Regions from separate parts of the Homo sapiens genome. Here region 1 is linked to region 2. The links are chromatin loops, found by intact Hi-C in ENCODE. Cell type or tissue: Panc1. All regions are shown on one strand. Each heading gives the region's core, and the rest is flanking DNA. Links, peaks and the distances in the headings are about the cores only.

Region 1 (9,215 bases), core at 1-8,000, 80 kb before region 2:
AACCTCCACCTCCCGGGTTCAAGTGATTCTCCTGCCTCAGCCTCCTGAGTAGCTGGGATCACAGGCACCTGCCACCACGCCCGGCTAATTTTTGTATTTTTAGTAGAGACGGGGTTTCTCCATGTTGGCCAGGCTGCTCTCGAACTCCTGACCTCATGTGATGCACCCACCTCGGCCTCCCAAAGTGCTGGGATTACAGGCGTGAGCCACCGCACCTGGCCTATATTGTCTTCTTTCTGGAGAATTTGAATGCCTCCTTGACCACTTCCGCTCCTTCATGGCAGCACTGCCCACTCCAGGGAGTGCCACTCCCATGAGAGGCTGTGCCCATGTTTTCTGCGGAGTTGTCTTTGAGGCCCTGACCCTGCCCAGCATTGAGCATGGCTCCTAGGACTTGATAGAGCCCGAAGGTTTGCTGAGAGCTCCCAGGATGGAAGGGCCCTGGCAACGACGCGGTTATTCATCTATCTGGCCAAGACATCCACTAGGTGCCTTCTGCAAACTGAGCACCTTGCTAGGCACTGTGGGATCACCAAATGGGGAGGGCAGCTTCCGCCTTCCAGAGTGGACGGCATCAGGCCCTGCTGGGAGGGATGGGGCTGGAACCCACTTCTCTGTGGCATGTGCCAGCAGCGGGCCCCACCTACGGTTTGGCCCATGGAGATGACCGTGGCCCTTGCCTGGAGGCTAGTCTGAAGTCAGGCTTCTGCCAGCCTTCTGCATCTGGTCACCACCCTGTGACTGTGACACCTCTGAAATGACTCAGGCGACTCTGGTATATCTCCTGGAGTGCCACACAATTGTCCATGGGAGGTCACAGTCACTGCTCCTGACATCCAAGACAAACCGAGGGCTGCAGCGTGGCTTTCAGTTGACCCTAACCCTGCCCCCCTCTTCCTTCTCCCACCCCAAACTGACAACTCTTTCCCCAGCCCAATAAGAATGAACACAGGGAGGCCACGATTCAACCAAGTACAAAGGCAGCTTGCTTTATTCTTGAGATGCAGGGGGGGAAGGGGTGGTGCAGTCTGTCTGCCTCCAATCTGGGGCTCTCCAAGCCTAAGGGGCACCCCACAGGCAGCCTAGTTCACACGTGCAAATCCTGAGGAGGTTGGGGGCCTCTCCTTCCCAGTCAGCCCACCGCCTCTCACTGGGGTCCAGGTTGCGGATCGCCACCAAGTCCTCCCCAGGCCGCATGGCCCGAGGTCTTCCACTGCTGCTCATGGGGCTTGGTTTCTAGAGCCCTCACCATCTAAGCACCTTCCTCAGTTCACTCAGAAGAGAAGCCCCTGCTCCAGATGGTGTGGGGCGCAGAACGGGCTCTGTGACTTCTTGGTGGACACCCTGCAGGACCCCTCCGTTCCTGCAGTCTTGCTCTCTCTGAGTCACTGGGGAAACAGGTGCCCCCCAGAGGCTCCCCGTTCCCACACCTCAGAGTGGAAGCCACCAGAACAGCTGCTTCCCATTCCTCCCACCTTTCCCTCCCCTTCCCTCCCATCCATCCCCAGCCCTCCCTCCCACTCTTCCTCCCCAACTCCCTTCCCAGCCATCAGTGGAGAGGGGAGTTCCACTTCTGCCAGGCTGCCTGAAGGAGCTGCCAGCCCCCAGGGCAGGTCCACAAAACAAAACAACTATTGGCAAGCACAGAAAGGGAGAAAAACCACAAAAATCAGGGGTGCCTTTGTCTACAAATAACTGCAGTGCGCAGCGGCGGGGAGAGGCCGCGCTCAGCAGCGAAGCCGGACACTCTCTTGTGCTCCTTTCAGCTCAGCTTCCCTGTCTGCAAGTACACGGGTCGGGTGGAGAGAGCACTGGGTGTGTGTGTGCGTGCACGTGCAAGCACACGCAAGAGCATGGGGGATGGGGAATGCACACGCACAGCTGAAGGGGTGCCCATCACAGGTGTGCCCCCAGTGCTGGCCACTGGCATGGTCACTTTACTTGGGCAGAAGGAAGAAAAGCGTCCCTTCTCCTCAGGGGCTTCTCTCTGCTAACAAAGCCCTGTGCGCACACCCAGACGAGGAGATGTGTGCGTGCGCACAGCGAGCACGCGCGCGCGCACACACACACACACACAATCTCTATAGGAGAGTGAGGGCCGGGGCCCCAGGGGGTTCCCTGGGCCTGGGCCGTGTACCCGCCCGGGCAGCTCACACGGTGGTGACTGAGAGAAGAGGGTTGTAGACCCGCTTGCCATCGGCGGAGCGCGCGCCGTGGGCCAGCATCTCCTGGATGGTGATCCAGTTGTCCAGGATCTTCTTGTTCCGCTTCTTCATGGTTTTGCGGTGGCTCAGGGCAATGATGTTGAGCTCGGGCTTGCTGTCGCCATTCTGCTGCTCCCGCAGGCACTCCAGCCGGCTCTGCATCATGAACTCGCGCCGCTTCCGCTGCTCACGGGCCCGGATCAGGTGCTGCTTCCGCTCCTCCTTGCTCCAGTAGCGGCCCATCTTCATCTCGCTCACCGCGTCGTCGTCGGTCGTCATACCGCTGCGCTCCTCCCGGATCTTCAGGGCACGGGCTTTCAGCAGCCGATCTCGCACGGGCCGCTTGGCCACGTAGCGGGTTCCGTCGCTGCGCACCTTCACTTTCCACTCCATGCGCGGTGCTTCAGTGGCCGCGGCCGCCACCCCGCCCACCCGAGGGCCACCGGCCAAGCTCAGGGGGCCGTGGCCCAGCTCCTCCAGGCCTCGCGTCGGGGCCAGCTGCACGCAGCTGTGGTAGTGCTCGCCCTCCTGGCCCTGGCCGCGGTGGCGCCGCGAGAGGTAAGGGCTGCTTTCAGGGCCCACACGCTCCAGGGTCAACCCCGTCTTGGGGTTGCGGCGGCCGCGCTCCTCCGCGTGCTGCCTCCGGCCGGCCTCAGGATCCCGGGAGAGGGACCGGAACTTGGCGGGGCTCCCCGGTGGAGGAGCTGCCTTGGCGGGGGTGGCAACAGCGGGGCCGGGAGGGGTCCGGTTCAAGTTGGAGTTGCCGGCCATGGCCCGCCGCAGGGGGCTCTCGGGCAGGGGCTCCACAAGCAGCGGGGTGCTGCGGCAGCTCTCCCCAGTGTTGTAGGCGCTGGTGCTGTCCTTGTCCGACTTCTCGGGCAGCTCGGAGATGTCGGACAGCTCGTGCTTCTTGGGCTCGCTGGCCGCCAGGTCGTAGAGGCTCTCCTCCTCCAGCAGCCAGGCCTTCATGCAGCGCTCACGCAGCTGCTGCATCTTCTGCGCCCGCAGTATGTTGCGGCACTTGAATTCCAGGTGCCTTAGCTCCTCCTCCAGCATGGCCATCTCGTGGCCCAGGCTCTCGTTGCGGTTGACGTCCAGGGCGCTGTTGCCTCCGGAGGCCCGGGGAAAGAGGAGGCCCAGCTGGTTGCCGTTCTCCAGGTGGCACTTGATCTCCAGGAGCTCACGGTAGCGCTCATACTCCTCATCCGTGAGGCCCGGGACGTCGCCCCCTCCCAGCCCCGCCCCCTCGGCCAGCAGAGAGTCCATGCTGAAATGGAAGTCCCGGCTCTGCAGGGCGTCCCCTTGCAGGCCAAACTTGCGCAGGCTTCCCGGGGTGTTGGTGGAGCTCGGGGGTTCGTCCCCCAGCAGGTCGTGCTCAGAGCTCTCTTCGTTCCGGGTGCTCTCGTCAGTCCGGCCCACCCCGCTGTCCAGCTCCTGGCTGTTGCTCAGGCCTGGGCCGGCATCGGGAGCCCCCTTCTCCTCTTCGTTTCCGGGCTAGAGCAGAAAGGTAAGTACCGCTCAGTTAGGTCCCACGGACAGGGATGTCACGGGATGTCACAGGAGGATCGGAAGGGGCTTCAGGCCTGGTTCATTTCCCTGCCAAGCATTGGGAGACCCTGCACAGCCTCAGCGCCTTCCACCCAGTTCTCTCCTCCTCGCCCTCCCCACCAGCGCCCTTTTCCTTCCTCACCTGCTGGGCAGGGGGTGATTTCAGTTTACGAGCACGCAGCTCCCCCTCATTCTCAGAGCCAAAGTCATCCAGGAAGTCATCCCGGTCGCTGTCCTTCCACCTTTTCGCCAGCTGTGGAGACAGGCCCTGGTGTCCCCACAGCTTCAAGGACCTCCCCATATACCCTTCTTGTCTGCTCTGGACCCCGCACTTGGCTTGTTTCGGTGAAGCTCAGCAACCTGGGGGCAGCGTCCCAGCCCCCTCAGCCTTCAGAGGCCAGGAGGGGAAACGGGCCCTGAGAGACCCCTGCCCACCCGCCCTCCATCAACTCCAGGTCGTTGGCACATCTGTGCCCTAGTCACGGCCAGCAGCTTCCAAGACAGAAAGCCTGATGTCGTGGCCCCGGGTCGCCCTGCCAGGCATACACACCTGACTCTCAGGTCGGGCCACCAGCAGGGAGATGTTGGTGTTCTCTTCCTGGCTCAGGATGGCCACCGCCTCTTCCCGGTTCTGGACGTCTACACCGTTAATCTGAGGCAGGCAGGATACAATCAACAAGCATGCTAGGGCTGGCCCTGGGGCGGACCCTGGGCGGGTGCAGGGAGCCCAAGCACTCTGGGCTCGGCTGGGCTAGGCTGGGGCTTGAGCTCTGGGAGGATGTAACTAAGTGGAAGGTACCAGGGAGAGGGCGGCCTGACTCTTGCAAGAGCAAATGTGTGCTCAGGAGAGCATGGAGTGGGGCAGAGGGAGAGGGGCCAGGAGGTTTCAGAGCAGCAGGGGCCCTGGATGCCAGCAGATCCCATAGGCACACGGGAGCCACTGGGGTGAGTGGGCAGGAGAGAGATGAGACTCAGCCCGGGTTTAGGACACGGCAGGCTGCTGGGCCTCAGGGTTAGCTCTTAGTGGGAGAGAGCTAGGGACTGGCTAAAGAGAGGTGGCTGGGCCGACGGGCACAGCGGGGCCTTGGGCCAGGCCTGCAGCCTGCAAGTGCTCACCTGGATGATGCGGTCTCCCTCACGGATCCGGCCGTCTTTGGCTGCAATGCTGTTGGGATTTACCTGCAGGACACACGCATCTTGGGGACTTGGTGCCTAACATGCCCTTTCGGTAGAAGGGGGCAGGCTCACCTCAGGGGCCCCCAAAGCAAGCTGAAGGCTCTCTGGCTCCCCTTCCAGCTCTGAGCCCCAGGAAGCAGAGGCAGAGGCTGTGGAGTAGTCACCTCTCCCCGCCCCTGCCCTGCACTCCTAGGCTCTTCTGCACGGAAGCCTGTGCTTTTGGTCAGCCCCGGGCATTGGTGGGAAGTAGGACATTGTCCATCTGGAAGGGTGGCTTTAGTGGGATGCTACTAGTAGGGAGGGGAGCGAGGGGCCATCCCCCTCCTGGGGATACACAAGACATCTGCCCAAGATGGGTTCGGGAGAAGGCTAGACAGCAACCCTGTTGCTAGTTCTCAGGCCCATCTGCTGTCCCACCCAGGCACAGGCCTCTTTCTGCAGATGACTACCTCACTGGACAGTGGCTGAAGCCGTCGACCATCATCGCCTCACCACGCAGCACCCTAGCTGTGATGCCCTGTTTCTGGTAGCTGGGACCTTAAGGGCAGCCTCTGAGCCACAGGCAGGCCATGTGGATGGGCCTCGGGGCTGGGGCATACCCGTCTGCATACCTCTCCGACATAAATGCCCAGGTCCTCCTCGTCGTCCGTGCGGTAGCAAACCATCAGGCCCAGCTTGTCCCGGTGGCTGCTTTTATACAGCTCCACCTCCTGCCACGAGGGGTCCGGGAGGAAGCAGAGGTAGAAAGCCCCAGAAATGCGTGAGTGAGGGAGCAGGCAGCACAGCCCAGCCCCTCAGCCCGCAACCCCTCAGCCCGCAGCCCCTCAGCTTCCTCTGGAGCCCCCTGAGCTCAGTTTCCAGGCCCCGCTTTGAGGGTCTCTCTTACCATCCCACGTGGCGCACGTACTCAGTGGTCTCCCTCCCAGGAAATGCACGAGGCACACACAGGCACAGGACACAGAAGACAGACGTGCATGGGACGTGGACTCACCGACATGGACGGAACACGTAACCTCACCCGCACCCTCCCTGACTCAGCCAGATGCGTGCCAGGAGGGCCACGGGGTTGGGCCTGGGCAGGAAGGCACACAGGCGTCGGGGCGGCTCCCGCAGCTGGCTGCGGGCCCTGGCCTGGCCACCCGGCTCACCTCATACTCCAGCTCATCCAAGCGGTCTGCCTCCTGCGGGCCGCCCTCCATAAACTCCGCCGGGTCATAATACTCATGGCTGATTGGGGGGCTGCCCAGGAGAAGGTGGGGGTCAGACCAGCTGGCCATCCTCTCACACCTCAGCCCCAGCTCCCAGGCAGGCCGATCCCAGCGTGCCTGGCACGGAGGCCTGCTCTGCTTGTGCTCTCAAGGGTGGGTGGCCCAGTTGCCTCCTGCAGAGCCCCTTCCTGGGCAACATGCAGCCATGCAAAGACCGGGGGCACTTCTCGCACCTGAGTGTGCAGCGTCCACGCAGAGGACCTGCGCATGCCTCTAGCGTTCCCGTCCCCCAGACCAGAACTCCTCCAACCACGCCAGCTGGCAGGGACCAACTTCTCCAATCTCCGGGTGCCCACCCGCCCGCCCAGCACTGGCCCCACTCATGCAACGCCCCCAGGAGTTATCCAGGCCCTGGAGGACTTCTGCAGAGCAGAGGGGGGCCCACCCTACCTCCAGGGGCTGCCCTCCTGGCCCCAAAACTAAGGTTGGCTGCTCATGGCCCTGTGGCCTACCTCCCCGCAGCCCGGGCTAAGATTAGCAGAATGAGGCAGCGCTCACGCGGTCATGAGCCACCAGGCCTGGATGAAAGGCCCTTCTTCCGGTCGGGCCAAAGAAAGAAGCTGAAGAGATGGAGGAAATTCAGAGCAGGTAGAGGAATGAGACAGACAAGGGATGCAAGAAGATTCAAGGAGTGATGCTTGTGAGGCGGCAGAGGAGAGAGGATGGAGGAGGAGGAGCTGAGGCCCTCAACCCTGGCACTTCCGGCAGCGACGTCCCGGACAGGAGGGTCCTCCCTCGGCCCTGGGGGTAGATACAACGGGGCGCCTGCTGGAGCCCGGCCCAAGGCTAGAGGCCTGGAGGTTTTGGAGCCCTTGGGTACCACGGTCAGTTCTGGAGGCCGAGGGGCCTGCTTCCTGCCCGAGAGGGTGGCGTGCGGATGGCCGCTCCAGGTGGCCTGTCCTCTCTGGAGGCAGGGCCCGGGGCCCTCCTGAGGGCGACTCACAGCTCAGAGAGGACGTACGGCTCCAGGATGACCATGGGCGGGGTGGGCGGACGCAGCTTGCCCAGCGCCATGATATGCTCGAAGGTGATGTCGGTCTGAGTGCCACTGTCCACCAGCTGCAGGTCGTGACAGGAGCTGTCCCCCCGGAGGCGGGGGCTGCGTCTCAGCACCTGGATCACCAGGGGCTCCTTGGAGGAGCGCAGGGCCTGCAGAGTTTGCTCCTGAGACAGCTTGGAGAGCTCCTTCCCGTTCACCTGCGGCAGAGACACGCCTCCGTAAGAACCCTCAAAGGCTTGCTCCTCCCCTCTGAGGTCAAGGCAGAGGCCCTAGCTGGCAGGACCTGGGCTGACAACCAGCACCCCAAGCCACTCAAGCAAGGAATCTGCTGTCTGCAGCCCTGGCTACCTTTGGTGCCCCTGTTCCCAGGCAAGCCCCACTGCTCAGCCTTCATCCCACTGAAGGCCAGCTGGGGATCACCAAGTCACACCAAGGACTGGGGGACCCAGCCTCTGTGCACTGGGTCTGGAGGCTGTGATACCGCCCTACAACGTCCTCCAGACACTGCTTGAGCTCTCCTGGCCTCTCCCCATCCGGACCCACTTCTTTCTAGGGCGGCACTGAGGCCAGAGCTAGCATGAAGATCCCATTGAGTTCCTTGGCAATGACTGGACCATAACAGCCAACACTCAGTGAGCATCTGTGTTGTGCTCATTCAGCATCAAGCAAGAGGATGACCTTGACTCTTCAGATGAGCCGAGTCTCTCAACAAATGTCTACTCACTAGGGAGGGCCAGGGTCAGGTTGGGGGACAAGTAGGAAGATGCCTAAAGATACAGTGTTGTGTCCTCACAGTGACAACTGACTTGCCCAAGAGAAAAGGCCTTGATGTACAAGAAGCCCCCTGGAACTGCAAAGTAGCCTAAAAGAGGTGCCAAGAAAGTGGTCCTTATAAAGCCACCACTAGGCCGGGTGCGGTGGCTCACGCCTGTAATCCCAGCACTTTGGGAGGCCTAGGCGGGCAGATCACGAGGTCAGGAGATCGAGACCATCCTGGCTAAACACAGTGAAACCCCATCTCTACTAAAAATACAAAAAATTAGCCGGGCGTGGTGGTGGGCGCCTGTAGTCCCAGCTCCTCGGGAGGCTGAGGCAGGAAAATGGCATGAACCCAGGAGGCGGAGCTTGCAGTGAGCCGAGATCGCACCACTGTACTCCAGCTTGGGCGACAGAGCGAGACTCCGTCTCAAAGAAAAAAAAATGCCACTACTGTTTTTTGGGCACGTGCCATGTGCTACATTCTGGGAAAGACCCCTGATGTGGGTCTCCACAAAATCCTAACCCCCAACAACCTTGAGGGAGATGCCATTATTGCAGATGAGGAAACCATGTCAGCAAGCTCAGCAAGGTTGTGGCACTGAGTCAAGGTCATGAGCCAGGACAGGCTGCCCGGTGGCCAGAAGGAGGGGTCAGGGAGGAGGAGGCCATCGCGGGCCAGGGCCCAAGGCGGAAGTAGGACCTAAGCAGCTCTGCGGGATGCTGTAGGGGTGAAGGAAGGACAATGAAGGGTAGCAGAAGGAAGCCCATTACGCACAGCGCAGGTGGTGGGGCAAGCAGTGCCCACAAGGTCGAAGGCTGCTTCCGCAGCACCCTGGGACAGTATGCTGCGACCTTCAAGTCCTCCTTGGGGAAGGGAGGCAAGTAGAGAAGGGACGAATGACTAAGGACCAAGAAGGACTGAACAGACTCCACCAGAATTCAGGGCACGTGCCATGGGGCCAGCAAGGGTCAGCAGGAAGCACTTCTAGGAGGAGGCAGCTCGAGGCAGGCGTGCAGGGTCTCCTCATGGGCTCAGCGGCTTATGGAAGGGCTGTTCTGGGCCTGGGGAGGCTACACACTAGCATTATGCCCAAATGGCTATGCCCCGCAGGTGAGCGTGGGGACAGACCTTACCCACAGCTAAGGGAGCACACGGCTGGCCATGCACGCCTCGGTGGGAGGCGGGGAAGGCTTCTGGAGCAGGGGACACCTGGCCTCCATCAGGCAAAGGGAACAGGGCCAAGAAAAGACCCAGGGAGG
Region 2 (9,303 bases), core at 815-8,814:
CATCCTCCCCGGTGGGAAAGGGCCAGGGAGGCAAGGGTCACGCCCAGCAGCCTACAGGGAGGGGTTCAGCCCCAGAAGAGCCTTGCCCCATCCCACCCCACCTGGCCTCCCACTACACCCGCAGGTCCCTCAGGGAGTCCTCTGTCCTCTGCTCCAAAGTGCCTGCTTTGGTCTGATGGGAAGCAGCTTGCCAGGGAGGGACCTGGGAGGTTGTGGAGCCTGGCTAGACCTGGAGTGACTGCCTCCTCCCTGAAAACACACACACACACCCCATCACCACCACCACCACACACCTTGAGAAGGGAACCTCCAGCGGTGCCCTGCACATGTGCCCTGCACACCTGCCTGTCAGTTCTCAGGTTCTGCCTGGAGTTCCTCTCAAAGGAGAAGCAACAAGAGAGCCCTTCAACAGCACAGCAGAGACTATCCGGCTTCTCCTGCCCTTGTCTCCTGGGGACATGGTGCCTGGTGACTCAGTGGGCCAGAGTGGGGGTGGGGCTGGGGGCTCAGCACAGGGCACATGAAAGGGTCAGAGTGTGGTGCTGGGCCCATGTGCTTGCAGGCCTGGGAGCCTGGGGGGCTTCTGTGCCTGTTGGTGTGTATACGATGGTGTGGGTGTCACCTACACCCTGTGCACTGTGTCCCTTTAAGGCTCCCGCTGGCCCTCCCCGCCCCGCTCCCCAGGCCGTGGCTGGCGGGTTTCTATGGTGATGCAGCCCAAGTCCCAGAGGTGGGGGAAGCCAGAGGAAAGCCTTGTTATGTGTTATGTAGACAGCACATAAAGGGGGCTGCTCCAGGGAGCCCCCACAGGTACCTGGGGGCCCAGAAGTCCTTTATGACTGCTGCTTAGTCCCTGCACTCCCAACCTCACCCCTCCCTAAGAGGGTACCCTTAGGAGAGAGTGAGCCCTCAGCCCCCTCATCTCGCCTGAGGCTTCAGTCTCCAAGGCAACTACAACTCACCTGTAATGGACCATTCTCCTTAAAAGATGGGGAAAAGAGACGGAGGTTAACCCTTTGTGGGGTTCAGGGAGGACGGTCTTGACTACTGGGGAAGGGAGGGAGGAGCCCCACTCCATCCCCACAATCACATGCCTCTGTGGTCTGTTCTATTAAATCAACTTACAGCGTGGACTTACCACGTACCAGAAAGCCTCATGAGCACTTCCACTCACATCCACTCATCTCCTCCCCAGATTTGCCTCAGGGAGGGAGGTGCTATCATCATCCCCATTTTACAGATGAGGACACGGAGGCTCAGAAAACTGGAAACTGTGTCCAAGATCACAGAGCTGGCACTGGGTCTCAGCAGGGGTGGGGTTTTAGAGGGCGTGGTGGCTCCCTAAGCTGCCTCTCAGAGGCTCTGGCATCCCAACATGTGTGCCTGCTGGGCTTCCCAGGGAACCAGGGGCCTGGGCGAGGATGGCCTCCAAGCCATCCTGCCCCGTGGGGAGGGCTTACTTGCCAGGCAGATGGCAGGCAAATGTCGGGGGCAGGGAGTGACATCTTGGGATGGAGGCCATGCGGAAGTAGGATGTGATCAACATCACGTCTCAGCACAGAGCTGAAGCCCGACACCAAACAAACCCCCAAGTCCCCCATCCAGGTACTCAGTCCAAGAGAAGGCCAACTCCTTTCCCTTTTGGGCTTGGGGACAGGCTGGTTTCTTGGTCCCCTCTTCTGCTCTCTGGAATCTGGACTTGTTCTGATACCTTTCTTGCAACCAGAGGCTCCAGAACCCCTCCCAAAGAGGCCCCTCTCCAATCAGCATTTAGGGACAGCAGTGGCCCCATTCTTGTGTCGAAGGAGATACTGATGCCCAGCAGGCGGCAAGGCTTCAGCCTCCGAGACCCCTAGAAGGCGAGAGAAATGAGGTGGCAGCAAAACTAGGGCTCCTCTCAGGCCCCAGGCCTCCTCAGGGAGCTAGGATGACCCTAGCACTAGAGGGGGCTTCAGCGGCCAGGCCAGAAGGAACAGACTGCATCCAGTTCCTGGGGCTGTGGCCTGAAAAGGAGAGCAGGGAAGGAGCCCAGCCTGGGGCAGGGAGAGGCCCTGGCCCACAGCAGTCCTGGGATACCTAGCCTGTGTTGGTTTGCGGGGGGCGGGGTGGGGGTGCCTGGAAACAGCTCAGACACTGCCAGGCCCCACGGGCCCCCTCCAGGGGCCCCACTCCCGAGGGGTTAAAGGGCAGAGGGGGACACAGGAAGCCCGGGGGCGGACAATGGGGCCTCTGTGATCCCCAGGGCTTGGGCATTCCTAAGTCATGAACACAGACGCAGATGGCTGGGAGACAGGGCCACAGGGAACCCCCCTCCACTGAAGCACAGCCTGGGTTGGCCAGAGGCTCTGTCCCCATCCAGCCACTGCAGCAGCCACCCTCAGCCCCACCCCTTCCCAGCACAGGCCCTGTTGGGGCATCTGAGGAGACCCACGTGGCCTCATGACAATATGTGTGTGCATGCTGGTTCACGAACACACACACACATGCAACCAAATATATGACCCCACCCAGACAAACAGGAATACTGGAGGTTACACACACACAAATACACACACACAAGCAGAGACACAAACCCCATACATGCAGATAGGAAGTCTGCCTGGCTGGAGGGCAGGGGGCAGAGGGGCTCCCGGGACTCAGTCCCTTTCCCTCAAGTTCCACTCTCAGACCCGCACTGGGATGGACGGGTTCAGAAGTCCTCTTTGGCCAAGTGCATGGAGCCCAGGACGCTGCCACCCTCCTGCCCCACCCAACCCCTGGCCCTCGCAGCTGCCCCTGCTGGGTGTAAGGGCCAGAGATGAGCAGGAGCTGCTGACTGACAGTGGCTGGGCACTCCCTCTGCAGCTTTCCAACCTGGGAAGAACACGGGGACCTGGGCTGGGGGCCACTGGACAAAGAAAAGCTTCTAGAAAGAACAGCGGCCAGACCCTCCCCAGCTCCTCCCTCTTTTTCCAGCCACAGCCTTCAGGAAGCCACAAAGACCCTGTTGATATCTGGGGAAGAGGCAAGCTGGGCGGGCTACCTCCCCCAGTGCTCGTCTGGCTGCTGCTCACCAGGCACCCCCCATACAGCCTTCCACTCAGACAAGGCCCCCATGGGGGGTCTGGGCCCAACCCCAAGGCGTAGAGTCCAGCAGAAGGGTGCTGAGTGGCTGCTGGACAGGGCACAACCTCAGGGCCCTCAAGGGTGAGGCAGGGGCAGCTGGGGGGGACAAGGAGAGGAGCAGAGCGGTGGAAGACAGACAAAAGGGTAAGCAGAGAGATGGAGCAGAGCCCTGACGGGAAGGGGGAAGAGGGAAGGGAGGGCCAGGCAGGCAGAGGCAGAGGGAGGAGACGGGGAGTGGTGCACCCCATCCCCGGCAGCAGCAGGCTTCTGCCTAGAAGGAGGAGGAAGGTGATGGCCCTGGGGGTGGGGCACAGGGAGACGTGGGAGGCTGCAGAGGAGAGAGCAGGGGGGCGGGGGAAGCAGGAGAAGGAGGTGTCCGAGATGGGCCAGATCAGAGCAAGTAAGACAGCGACTGCAGGGGCAGGGATGCTGCAGGCCCATTCCAGATGGCCCCACCCAGGGACCCAGCCCCAGCCCATTGCAGGGGCAGAGGACAGGGCAATGAGCACCCTGCTGGGGACCCTAGAAGGGCATCCAGACCCCCCGCCTCCCCCACTGTCTGAACCACGAGGGAGGGAGGCAGGGCCCCCACTCATGCCCCCACTCATGCCTGGCAGACCAGGGTCTTGGCTGGGATCCCCATCCTGGCAGACCTCCTCACAGGACCCCACCACTACCCCAGGTTCTCCCATGAACGTGCCCTCCTGGAGCCTGGGCCACTCTGCGAGGCCGCATCACCCTCACACCCAGAAAAGCACTCAGTGCAGCCATTTCGAGCTTTGAAAGGGAACTTGGTGATCAAGGTAGGGCACACAGGCCTGTCTCCTCGACCCTCACCTGCCAGTCCTGGCCAGGTGCATGCCAAGGAAGGCGCCAGCTGTAGTTCCAGTGGTGGAAAGGGCTCGGACCTGGGAGAGGCCGATTGGGGGCACAATCTGGGCACCCTGCTCACTGTAGGAGCCCTCAGGCCAGGCCCTTCCTCACTCTTTGCCTCCCTTTTCCCTTCAGATAATCATCAAGAAAAAAGAAAACAAGTGACACCCCACGAAGACAGGGACAATGCTGGTCCAGTTTGTCACTGGCTCTTCCATGGGCAGCCCAGAGCCCGGCCCAAAGGAGCACTGGCCATGAGCAGCTGCCCAGTACACGACTGCCCATCGCTGGGATCCTGAGCGCCTGGGTAGGGAAGCTCTTCACTGGCTGCAGGGCAGGGGACCCCGCCACCTTGAAGCGCTGATTGTCCTCCTGATGCTCAGCAGGGAGCTGGCAGCTGGGAACTTGGGGAGGAGCCTTTTAGGAGCGCGGTGTAGCAAACCAGGGAGGCTGGGGCGTGCTGAACGTGTTTCCCTCTTGGTGATCAGATCACTAGCGATTCTTAATTTCTTTTGTTCTTTTCTGTATATTTCAAGTGTCCTACAATAAGATGTATTACTTTCGGGATCATACACACACAAACATCAATAAATATGGAGAGAGACTCAGATGCAGCAGAGAGAAATGACCAGGAGCCAAGGAGGTGGGAAGGTCCCAGGCCCAACCCTGCCCCAAACTTCCCATGTGGCCAAGACAGCCGAGTCCTCAAAGGCTCTGGAGCCCTCAGGTGTGCACATGTGGGCACTGCATGGGAGCTGTGCCAGGGGAGAGGCCAGGCTGGGCCAAGTCCCACCACCTGCAGCAAGGAGCTGACGGGAGGGGAGAGGCCCTGGGGAGGCCCCCGCCCCAGAAAGATGATGCTGGGCAGCAGCCCCCAGGGGAAGAAGGGCGGACTGCACTGATTTACGTCAGGGCCACATGAGTCAGCAGAGATGGCACTGGGCTGCCCCGATGCCCCTGCCCTCAGGGTGGGGTTAACAGGGGCAGGGTATCTACCTGGGGGGTGCCAGGCCCCCACTCCTTCTGGAGAAGGGGGCAGATGGCTCTAGGCCTGCCTTCCTGAGAGGGACAGTGATAGGTGGGGGGTCCAGATACCCTGTCGGGGGCAATGGATTGTAGTGCGTGTTCTTTGCAATCCCTGCCAACCAAGAGGCCCCAAAAGTCTGACCTGGAATGGAGGGAATAGGAATCGCTGACCCCTCCCATAACCGCACAGAGATAGGAAGATGTGGCAGTGGGCAAAAGACCTGCAGTGCGCAGGGACCGCCTGAGCCAGTGAGGCCCACCTTCCCTCACCCCTACCTGATGGACCCTACCTGATGGACACCCATGCACGGGAGGCACAGCAGTGGGTGCCCGAACCGACCTCACCCACTCCAGCCCTGACTGGCCACAGAGCCTGTGGAAACGGGCTCCAGAGGCGCCCTACGCCTCCGGGGAGGAGCCCCTGGCTCTGCGGCAGGTTTTCGGGTGAGCCCGGAGGAGCCCAGGCTGGGATTTGGAAAGAAGAAGGAGGAGAACAAAGCCCCCCCAACCTTGGGGCGGAGGGGCAGGCAGCGCCCAGTCCCGTTCACTCCCCTCCCCCCATTGCAGGGGCGGCTTATCCCGATCTACCCCTCACCACGCTGTCAGCCGGGATTTTCAACCAAACTGAGCTCTCGGCTGGGGATGAGGGGCAGCCACGCCCAGGGCCACACCCCACGGCGGCCTGTGGGGGAGCGCTCGACCCGATCTGGCTTCCTTTCTCAGACACGCACACACGCACGGGGACCCGCCAACTTCAGCCCCCGCCTGCCCACACAGACCCTGCCTGACGCCCCCCGCCCTGTTCTCCCGCCCAGGCCAGCATCTGGGGCCCCGCAGGTTACCCCTCACCTGTCGGGCTCGGGCACCCGGCATCCCTCCCCCGCCCCGCTTACAGCCCGCGGTGCCCGGAGCCCGACGCCCGGCATGGGTGGGGCTCCGGCAGCAACGCCGGTTACCGCGGGCCGGACCGGGCCGGGACTCCCTGGTCCGTGCACCCCGGGCAGAGCGGTGTGGTGTCGCCGGGGGATCGCGGCCGCGGCCCGGGTCGCACGGGGAGGCCAGCCCGCCTTACCTGCGCTGCGGCCACCGCTCGGGCTGCCCGCCCAGCCTCCGCGCACGCCGGCCTCGGACCCGCCGCCCGAGCGCGTCTGCGATGCCGATGCTGCGGCAGCAGCGGCTGTGGCGGGGCGGGGCGGGCGTGCGCGCAGGGGCGGGGGAGGGGAGCGCCGGGGAGGAGAGGGAGGGAGGAGTGAGATCACCTCCCCGGCCGCCCGCCCCGCCCCGCCCCGCCCCGCCGCACCCTAGCCCCTGGTGCCAGCCGAGCGCGGCTTGGGCTGGGGGCCCCCGGGCAGCCCACTCCGGGAGCTCAGCGGGACCCCAGCCGACGGGTCCCGCCAGACCCCCTTCCCCGCAGACCGGGAGTCTCCGGCCGGAGAGTGTCCTCAGCCCCAGCGCAAGGGAGCCCGCTGTGAAAGCTCGGAGCGGGAATCGCGGGGCGAGAGTGCTCCCAGAGGCCTGGGGCCGGGCGGTGGAGAGAGGAGTCCGGCAAGGAAGGGGATGCTCCCTTAGCCTCGGCCTGGCCCTCGACGGCGCCGGCCAGCGATGGGCACCTGCACGCAACGCCCCCCCAACACACACACACAGGGCAGGACTCCCGGGACCTCTCCCGAATGCCCCCCGATCCTGAGGGCCCAGTCAGGGTCCTGTTGGGAGGGGTGCGGGGGCTTCGTCCTCAGCGTGTTGGGGAGGCGCCGCGGAGCACCGGCTCCTGCGCACCCCAGAGCCCAGGTGGGCGGCAGGGTAGGAGGCGAGCCCAGGGGAGACAGGGTCTGGGAGAGGGTATCCCTCGAACTGCCACCCCCAACTCCCAGATTTTCCTCCAGCTCTCTGGTGTCTTATTTCTTTGTCCTCGGGATTGGCCCCATTCGACCTTTCCCGCCGACTCCACTCTCTCCCACTCTCCCCCGCAGCCCTGCACAGGATCGAGAAGGAAGGAGCTCCTCCCCAGTGCCCCCTCCTAGGCTCAAGGCCATGACCTCACAGGCGAGGAAGCAAAATGGAGGGGGTAAGAATTCCGGAGCCGGCGAGCTGGCTGCAGCCTCAGGGCTAGGAAGGCCTAGGGCCCCGATGGCAGATTGCAGATCTGGCGGCCACGGTATTTTTATGGGCATGCCTGTTGCCCAGTGAAGCATTCCAGGGGCCCTCGACTCAGTCTCACAAGACTCCCCAAGTGGTGTGGGGCCCTGGAGGGCCCACATGGGAGCAGCCCTGGCATCCTGGCTTGGATGCCCCACCCCCATAGTGCCAGCTTCAGTTCCCCTGGAATGGGAAGCTTGGGGTGGACCCATCTGTGCTCAGAGAGGGTCTGGATGCCATGTTTGCCCAGCCTTTAGGAGGAGAATGGACAAGACTAGGCACCTGAGTGAAGACGGACGGCTAGGGAGACTGCTTCCAGAGTGGGGGCACTTGCAGGGCATCTTCAGGTGACAGCAGAGGAAACTGAGCCCGCCTGGGTCACGAGGCCAGCAGGCTCATGAGCTGGGCCAAGAGGGCGTACTTTCCATGAGGCACTGAGCTGTGGTCAGCTTCCTGCCTTTGCTGATCTGAACTCTGATAGGCCTCTCTCCTTTCCAGTTGCTGCCTCCACTCACTCCCTACGTTCCCAGCCTTTCCTCCAAGCCCCAACTTCTGCAAATCCTTTACCTAATCTAGGGTTTGATGCCCATCAGGATGGTGAAGTAAGCAGGGAATAGAGCCCGTTTATACGCACCTGCTAATGTGTAGTGATGGGTCCATTTATGGTAACAAAAAATTCATTACTAGGATTACACGACATCACATTTCCTGAGCACAGCCATGGACCTGCCATCGTTACATTTCCTGCACATTTAAATTGCACACCAACCTGGGGAGGTCTGTTGAAGCATTCGCCCCACGTTACAGATGAGAAAACCAAAGCCCACAGAGCTCAAGGCTGGGTCCAGCAAGCACAGTTAGGAAGGTCTCTTTCTCTCCACTGGCTCATTGCATCCACACACACACCCCAGATGATGGTGCTGTTATTATCCTCACTCTCCCAGTGAGGTACCCAAGGTCCAGAGAGGGGCAGTCATGCAACCAGGAAGAAATTGGCACTATCAGTGCCCCCATTTCACAGATGAGGAAACCAAGGTTCAGAGGGGTCAAATGACCCACCCAAGATAGCCCAGAAGGTAAATGGCAGAACTCGGACTTGAATTCCCTTCTGCTTGACCACGATGCCCATTCTCACTTCCATGTAATGAAGTGGAGGAGCCAATGGGAGCAAGAGCAAGAGTGACAGAAGACCAAGGGCAGAGCAAGTCCCAGGAGAAGCAGGAGGGACTGGCCCTGAACAAGAGGCAAGCCACCCCCCCACTGCCATGTGCTTGCTGTTGGAGGTTAGGGGGACACCAAGTAGACAGATGACTGTCTCTTTCCCTTCAACGTCAAGTGCTTCTCACAGCCCTGCTCCCTGTGACCCAGCCCTCATAGACACAGTGGACTGGACAAGGGAAGCCCCAGACTCTGACCCTGTGATGAGCATGCAGAAGACGCAGAAGCCACAGACGACAGTGGGGCAGTAAGGAAGTGCCAGCAGGCAGGCGGGGTGGGCTCAGCCAGACGTGTCTTTCTCTGTTCTCCTTTCAATCTTTCTGTGTCTTCATATCTCAGGTGTAGCGCTTGGAAACAGCACATAGTTGGGTTTTGGTTTGGTTTGATTCTGTCTAACAATTCTTGTCTTTTTAAAAATCAGCTTTGAGACCTGCCTGGGCAACACAGCGAGACCACGTCTCTACAAAAAAAATTTTAAAATTAGGCATGGTGGTGCATGTCTGTAGTCCCAACTACTCAGGAGGCTGAGGTGGGAGGATCGCTGGAGCCCAAGAGGTTGAGGCTACAGTGAGCCATGATCACACCACTACACTCCAGCCTGGGTGACAGAGTGAGACCCTGTCTCAAAAAAAAAAAAAAAAAAATCAACTTTATTGGAGTATAATTTACATACAGTAAAATTCATCCTTTTGAGGTTTACAGTTCAAGGAGTTTTGGTGAATGTTGTGTGCAGCCAACCACTCCCACCACCCCCTGCCCTTGGCCACCACTGATCTGATTTCTGTCTTTTCTAAATTTTATTATAAATGGAATCATACCGTATATATTCTTTTGTCTGGCTTCTTTCACACTCACGCAGCATACTTTTTGAGCTTCATCCATGTTGGTGTGTGTGTTTGTGTGTGTGTGTGAGAGAGAGAGAGAGAGAGCATGCGGGCGAGAGAG

The links. Peaks named below come from ENCODE experiments on the same cell type or tissue, not always from the same donor. Only the 100,000 strongest peaks of a DNase experiment are listed, where the experiment ranks them.
Region 1: a loop joins it to region 2, with 2.4 times the contacts of the local background. A loop is called at or near these places in 9 of 110 quality-filtered maps.

Annotation. Positions count from the first base shown.
Region 1 is chrX:153,801,203-153,810,417 of GRCh38, forward strand. PDZD4 (PDZ domain containing 4) reads right to left here. Exons shown (of 8, transcript NM_001303512.2): 2 at 7,140-7,393; 3 at 6,077-6,167; 4 at 5,540-5,638; 5 at 4,869-4,931; 6 at 4,303-4,404; 7 at 3,895-4,005; 8 at 964-3,698. The coding sequence ends at 2,151. Among named protein-coding and RNA genes, the nearest start is that of SSR4, 11 kb to the left of the region's middle. In Panc1, for the core only: no CTCF peak of the experiment used is centred there; no DNase peak of the experiment used is centred there.
Region 2 is chrX:153,879,989-153,889,291 of GRCh38, forward strand. It overlaps L1CAM (L1 cell adhesion molecule), which reads right to left and starts at 6,185. Exons shown (of 29, transcript NM_001278116.2): 1 at 6,077-6,185. It overlaps L1CAM-AS1 (L1CAM antisense RNA 1), which reads left to right and starts at 684. Exons shown (of 7, transcript NR_130768.1): 1 at 684-730; 2 at 3,723-3,908; 3 at 3,960-4,285; 4 at 5,375-5,448; 5 at 5,820-5,989; 6 at 6,975-7,069; 7 at 8,509-9,002. RefSeq lists an enhancer at 1,580-2,577. In Panc1, for the core only: no CTCF peak of the experiment used is centred there; a DNase peak (open chromatin) is centred at 4,708; H3K4me3 peaks cover 3,751 bases; H3K27ac peaks cover 7,175 bases.